2 separate regions of the Homo sapiens genome follow, and region 2 is linked to region 1. A link is a loop called in an ENCODE intact Hi-C map of the cell type or tissue named here. Cell type or tissue: chondrocyte. All regions are shown on one strand. Links, peaks and the distances in the headings refer to the core of each region. The heading gives the core; the rest is flanking DNA. Region 1 holds the start of LUZP2 (leucine zipper protein 2). Region 2 overlaps LINC02699 (long intergenic non-protein coding RNA 2699).

Evidence for each region. Peaks named below come from ENCODE experiments on the same cell type or tissue, not always from the same donor. Only the 100,000 strongest peaks of a DNase experiment are listed, where the experiment ranks them.
Region 2: it touches region 1 in a loop (3-fold over the local background); 4 of 110 quality-filtered maps call a loop at or near these places.

Annotation. Positions count from the first base shown.
Region 1 is chr11:24,495,636-24,498,557 of GRCh38, reverse strand. It overlaps LUZP2 (leucine zipper protein 2), which reads right to left and starts at 1,505. Exons shown (of 12, transcript NM_001009909.4): 1 at 1,253-1,505. The coding sequence starts at 1,314. In chondrocyte, for the core only: CTCF peaks have their summits at 1,148 and 1,354; a DNase peak (open chromatin) is centred at 1,447.
Region 2 is chr11:25,733,497-25,736,418 of GRCh38, reverse strand. The region is part of intron 2 of LINC02699 (long intergenic non-protein coding RNA 2699); the gene reads right to left. Among named protein-coding and RNA genes, the nearest start is that of LINC02699, 280 kb to the right of the region's middle. In chondrocyte, for the core only: CTCF peaks have their summits at 1,427, 1,627 (motif pointing right) and 2,480 (motif pointing right); no DNase peak of the experiment used is centred there.

The DNA of each region.
Region 1 (2,922 bases), core at 250-2,749:
ACTTACATTTCATTTTAATCTGGGAAAGTCACCTGGGCTTTGTTTGCAAGGAAAGACTAAATTTATCAATTATTGAGGGTAAATGAAATAGTCTCTACACTAAAAGGAAAGTTTGGTTACACAGGCCTGAAAGAAGGTGTGTAGATTAGGAACGGAATCAAGAATTTTACAGCCTTGATTTGTAAGACAGAGTAAGTTTTCTTCATCCTTTTCCATTTCAGAATTAGAAACAACCCTATATCCCTACTTTATTTGCCATCAGATGCACAATCAAATAATGTTTCTATTCACGTAGACTTGAAAGGATCTTCATCCTGTGTGGGTTATTTTATTTTATAGTAGCCAAGGGAAAGAGGTTGCTGCCAATATGATGCTAAGGGCATGCAGAATAAAGACAGTCCTGGGCAACTAAACAGTCCACCTTTGTGCTGCGCTTGTGGAAGAAAAAAGCAAACCCATCACAACTTTGGGACTTGATCAACAGTGGGGAGTCACAAAACTCTTCTCAATCTCTGCATTTTAAATCTCCACCAAAAATAGCTCCTCTGTAATGGGGCTTAAAGTCCCATCCATGGCCAGTGATGGAGTACAGTACTTAATTGTTTCTGACTAGGGTCTCTGCATCAGCACTCTGAGAGTGTCTTCTAACTTTTAATCGCCTTCTGTGCTCTTTAATTAGACCTGTTCACAAGACAGTCAAAAGAAAACGCCTATCACTAAGCTTATCCAAGACGTTGAAACATGCCATTTCAGGAGTCCAGGAACTTTTGTACAAGTCTTAGCATCTTCCAGGATTAATCTGTTTTCTCTGGTTTCCTCTTCCTTAAATCAGGCACACTTGGGGGAAGGGAGAAGCTCTATGGTTATTAAGACAACTCCAATGTAAAGACACTGCCTGGTGGCAATTCCCTCCTTGCCTATTTCCGTTCTTTATTTTGTTCTTTTACCGCGTGTTACCTTTTGGCTACTAATAGGACCGGAGGGTAAAATGTCTTTTCTCTCCTTCGGAAGAGAAAGCTTTTGATCCCTCACTGAGAGCAATCCTAAGACTTTCTCCAGGGGGCTGGGATAACTAGGAAAGGGCTCTGCTCTCTCAGAAGGATTTCAGAGCCCAAACCATACAGCGTCCCTCTTGCTTAGGCGGGAGATGCAAACAGCTGAAGTGCCTTGGCCCCCACTGGTGACCCACAGTAGGACCAACCTCGCCCCGGCAGCGCCCCTGGCCTCAGGTCACTCACGCTCCTGGACTCACCTGGTGCTGAGGACCAGCGCAGGCAGGAGAGGCAGCAGGTAGTGCGCTGGGCTGAATTTCATGCTGCTGCCTGCCGGGGTCCTCCTTCCCTCGCTGCCTTCTCTCTCTCTCTTCGGGATCCTGTCGCTCCTTGGTGCCCGGCTCTGTCCCCAGCCAGTGATGAGCGCTCTTCCGAGGCGGAAAGGCGGAGACGGGCACACGAACGGACGCCTGGGGAAGGCAGGCGCTGGGAGCGAGGAGTATCTTCAGGAGTGATGTCACCGGCGAGGCGAGCCCTGCCGGGGATTGTTCGGCGCCGCCGCTCCGGAGCCCGGAGGGCGCGCCGTCACTCGCGCTGGAGGCGGCGCGGGGAGAGGGAGGGGGCGCCTCGCGATCGCCCCGTGCGCTTCGGTCACCGGGCTGCGCTCTGGTCAGTCGGGTGAGCACTGGCCAGGGGCGGATCATTTATTCCCGCTGCTCCCCAGGATGGCGCGGGGCGGGGCACGGAGAGTAGAAACCTAATCTGCCGATAATTGAACTTGCGTACTCGGCAGGAGATGAGACCCAATTCACTGGGAGAGACTTCCAGACGCGTAGGGTCCTAGGCAGGTGTCTCTCGCCGCTTAAACCGTGTTTGGAAGAACGTCGCTCTGGAGAGAGTGTTTAGAAGATTGTTCTAATTAGAACTGCATAATGATTTGCCTGAAACAGATGGAAGGAAGCGGGAGTAAGCAGCGTCCAGAAATGCAACCTCAGCCCGTCATGGCATTGCAATCTTCTTAACCCGTGAATGTTGACTGCAAAGAACCAAAGAACGTTTCGGGACCGTTAAGACATCTGCTGCTCTGGGTTTTGAAGATTTCTGATCTTCCTCTGATTTCAGTCGTCTGTACCAGCACCTGCCAATGGGGTTGGACCTGGTGGCTCAAGTTCACACACCTGAAGGAGTCCTTTTCCTCAGGTGAAACTCATCAAGGAGACCTAGCGGACAAAAACCATTAAAATGTTAACAGTAATCAGCTCGGAATGATGGTACTGGAAGGTAGAGGTTTTGTAGGTCATTTGGTTTTCTATATTTTCAAATGTTCTATCATAAGCATCCAATATTTAATAGGCTCTATTTAGAAATTTTAATTAGAAAAATTAAATAGCACAATTATAATCCAAAACACCATTTTGCAAAAGCAATTCTGAGAAACAGAACTACTATCTCTGCTACTGAGATATTCAATTCTAGGATATTTATAAGATGATATTGCATGTGTGTGTGTGTGTGTGTGTGTGTGTGTGTGTGTGTGAGTGAGAGTGAGAGAGAGAGAGAGAGAGAGAATGAGAATTCCATCTGGATATTATCCTGGTTATATAACTGTGTATAAGGCACTTCTTCATACAGTATTTAATTTAATCTTCACAAGAGCCATCCTAGTGAAATAGACGTTAATATCACTATTATAGATATGAGCAGACTGAATATCATCAAAATCTGACTATGCATATTAAAAAAAAGAACTGGTTCTACTAAGTCCTAAGAAAAATTCCACTGTTGCCTCAAACATCACAACTAGCACTCCTAGCCCAGTGTTTGACACAAAGTTGTGTTCAGTAAAGGGTGAGGTGCACCAAAGTCCCGAAAGATAATGGACAGCTGTGTCCAGGAATTCCTATCTAGAGGTTTCAGTTCATGTTCCAAT
Region 2 (2,922 bases), core at 117-2,616, 1.2 Mb before region 1:
AATGGCTGCTGAGTGGGTATTGCAAAATGCCAGATCCTTTTTTCTTTCTCTTTTTCATGAGGAATGGATTCAAGGTCTTTTACCTAGACTACCTTTGCTGGGAGATTTCTCTGTCCTCTGGATTCTGTGTATAATAATCAATATGATTCACCAAGGACTGGGCAGAGCTATCTAAAAGGTGGCTTTCTCTTAATCCTTCTAAAAAACTCCCTATGGCTTCTTATTCCCAATTTGAGAATCTATTACAGACTTTTTTGTGTGTGGGAAATCATTTATAAATTTTCTTATGTCATCTCAACTGGGCTTTTTCATTCATCAAAACCTGCATCCTTGCCTGGAGCTGACATGCCTGGGAAACCTGAGTCAGTCATAAGGTAGAAGGAGAGATTTCTGTATTCTTCTGAAGCAATTTTTCTTTTCTTATTTAAAATTCTCTCTGTAAATCTAAGCTATTAAACTTCTCTCTAAAGTTTCAGCCAATGTATGTCTTGAGATTTCCCCATAATTCCAATTTTCTAGGATTTTTTTCTTTTCAGTAATGGTAATTCATTTGATAAACCAAAATTGATTTTGTATTTATCTATTTGTAAAATTTCAATCCAAATGAATTCATAGCTCATATTGAAAAAAAATTCCTTTGTCACATCAAGCCTTTCAATTTGGGATTCAAAGACTCTGGTCATATCTCGAGGATATATTCTCCAGTACAAAAAAAAAATGAAGTTGATTTTCTTGGATACTTGCTTTTTGATGAAAGTACAGTGCAATAATAGCTCTTAAATTCCAGAACTGATTTGGTTTTCAAAATATACAGGATTATTCCCTGGACATGAAAGACATTGTAAGTGTACTAATTACAATAAAAAAATGGAAGGATGACCTTTCTGTTTTAGCATGTCAAGCAATAAGCATCCTTGACTCACTGCCTAGACAGAATTGGCCAAAAAAAGGCTTTAAGGGCACTGACATATAATCTTAATTAGATAAATCACATCAAATTTCCAGCAATTCAAAAGGGAACTACAAAGTCAATGCTTCCTTGGAAACATACTCTACCTGTTTAAATGACAACTATGAAGCCTAGAGGTTATGTCAATGTGTTAGTTGCAGATGGCTACCTTCTCTCTGTGTCAAAGCACAGTCTTTCATCTATGAAAGTCTGTGTCCTCATCTAGTCTTCTTATAAGAATGCCAGTCATAATTGGATTAGCACCCACTCCAGTAACCTCACGTTGATATGATTAGCTCTTTAAAGGTCTTATCTCCAAATACAGTGACATTTTGAGGAACTGGATTTAGGACTCCAATATATGAATTTTGTAGGATACCATTCAGCCCCTAACAGTCCTCTCTAGGGTCAGTTCCCTTGCCTAGTAGTTGAGCAAAGGGAATTTTCTGAGTCACTTAGAAACTCTATACTACCTCTTTAATGGCAATGACCTGTATAGTTCAGAGCTTCATGAGACTTCCAGTCTATTTAAATTGTATCTGAGAGAGGCTTCTGTCTTTTAACATTTATCTTTTTTTTTTTTTTTTTTTCTGAACTTACCATCCCCAGTCAAGATGAAAATCATCACAAATGCAGCAACTTTTAAATTAGAAGAGCTGGGTTGCCTATAGAGGGCGCCATAACAGTGCATCATGATGATGGAATGTTCTTTGTATTCTAGAAGATATTTGACACCAGAGTTCCATCAGCACTCACAGAGTGTTTCAGGAAAAAAACAAACAGACAAACAAACAAAACTATGGATTAGTTATTTTTCTTACATGTGTAATTTTCTGTTAACTTTAAACATGATTTGCACATCTCTAATACTAGACTACACTATACTGCTATACCTAAAAATAAAATCTTTAAATAATGTTAGTGTTATATTCTTATATAATAATTAAAGAGTAACAACTGGATGATGTGGCATTCAGAAACAGCAGATACTGACCAACTAAAATTTTCGTTTTAATCTAGGTAGAGGTTTGTTTCTACCTGGCTGACTTACATATTTTGGAAAGTACACAAAAACACAACAGAAAGTCGAATAAATACTTAGATATTCAGACAATTTGTATTATTTTCTTAGAAAGAAATAGTTTATAAATGGTGTTAAGGATGCCAAAATGTTTTCACACCTTTTATTGTGCCCAGTAACTATAGGCCAGGAAAATGTGTTTAGAAAAAACCATTATCATTTGAGCTAGGGACAGTAGTGAATTTCATTATTTATAGACACTCTCTTTGACATTTCAATGTGTTTTGTATTTTGTAATTATCTAAGAGCTTCATTATTTACCCATTTTCTTGGCAAGATTAAAAAAATCTACGTATGTATTTGAAAAAAAATGCTGGCAGTAATCAGAGCCAGAATTACGTATGCAATGCTGAAATCACAATTCACATTCAGGAAATATTTGTAACATTGGATTTGAAAATTGCCTATAAATACCACTTTAAACTCCAGAGGGCAATATTTCTCAACCTGAGCCAGAATCCTTTAGAATTTCTGGAGGTGAGTGGAGTTCATAAAATAATTTTTAACTAGCTCCTCAGGAAAATATTCCTTCCCACTAAAGTTCAAGAATTTTATTGAAGAATTTTATAATGTTAGATGAACCACACAATTATGCCCCTGAAAGTTATTTCAACTCCCCTATCTCCCATCATAATCCTAAACCCAGTCAGTCACTATGTATGACAAGTTCTATTATCCTCAAATTTAATGATATTCCTTCCTTCTACTCTTTTTTCCCCCTTTATTTTATTTTATTTTAATTTTATTTTAAGCTCCGGGATACATGTGCAGGATATATAGGATCGTTACATAGTAAACATGTGCCATGGTGGTTTGTTGCATCTGTCAACCCATCACCTATGTATTAAGCCCAGAATGCATTTTTTTTTCCTGATGGACTCCTTCCTCCCAC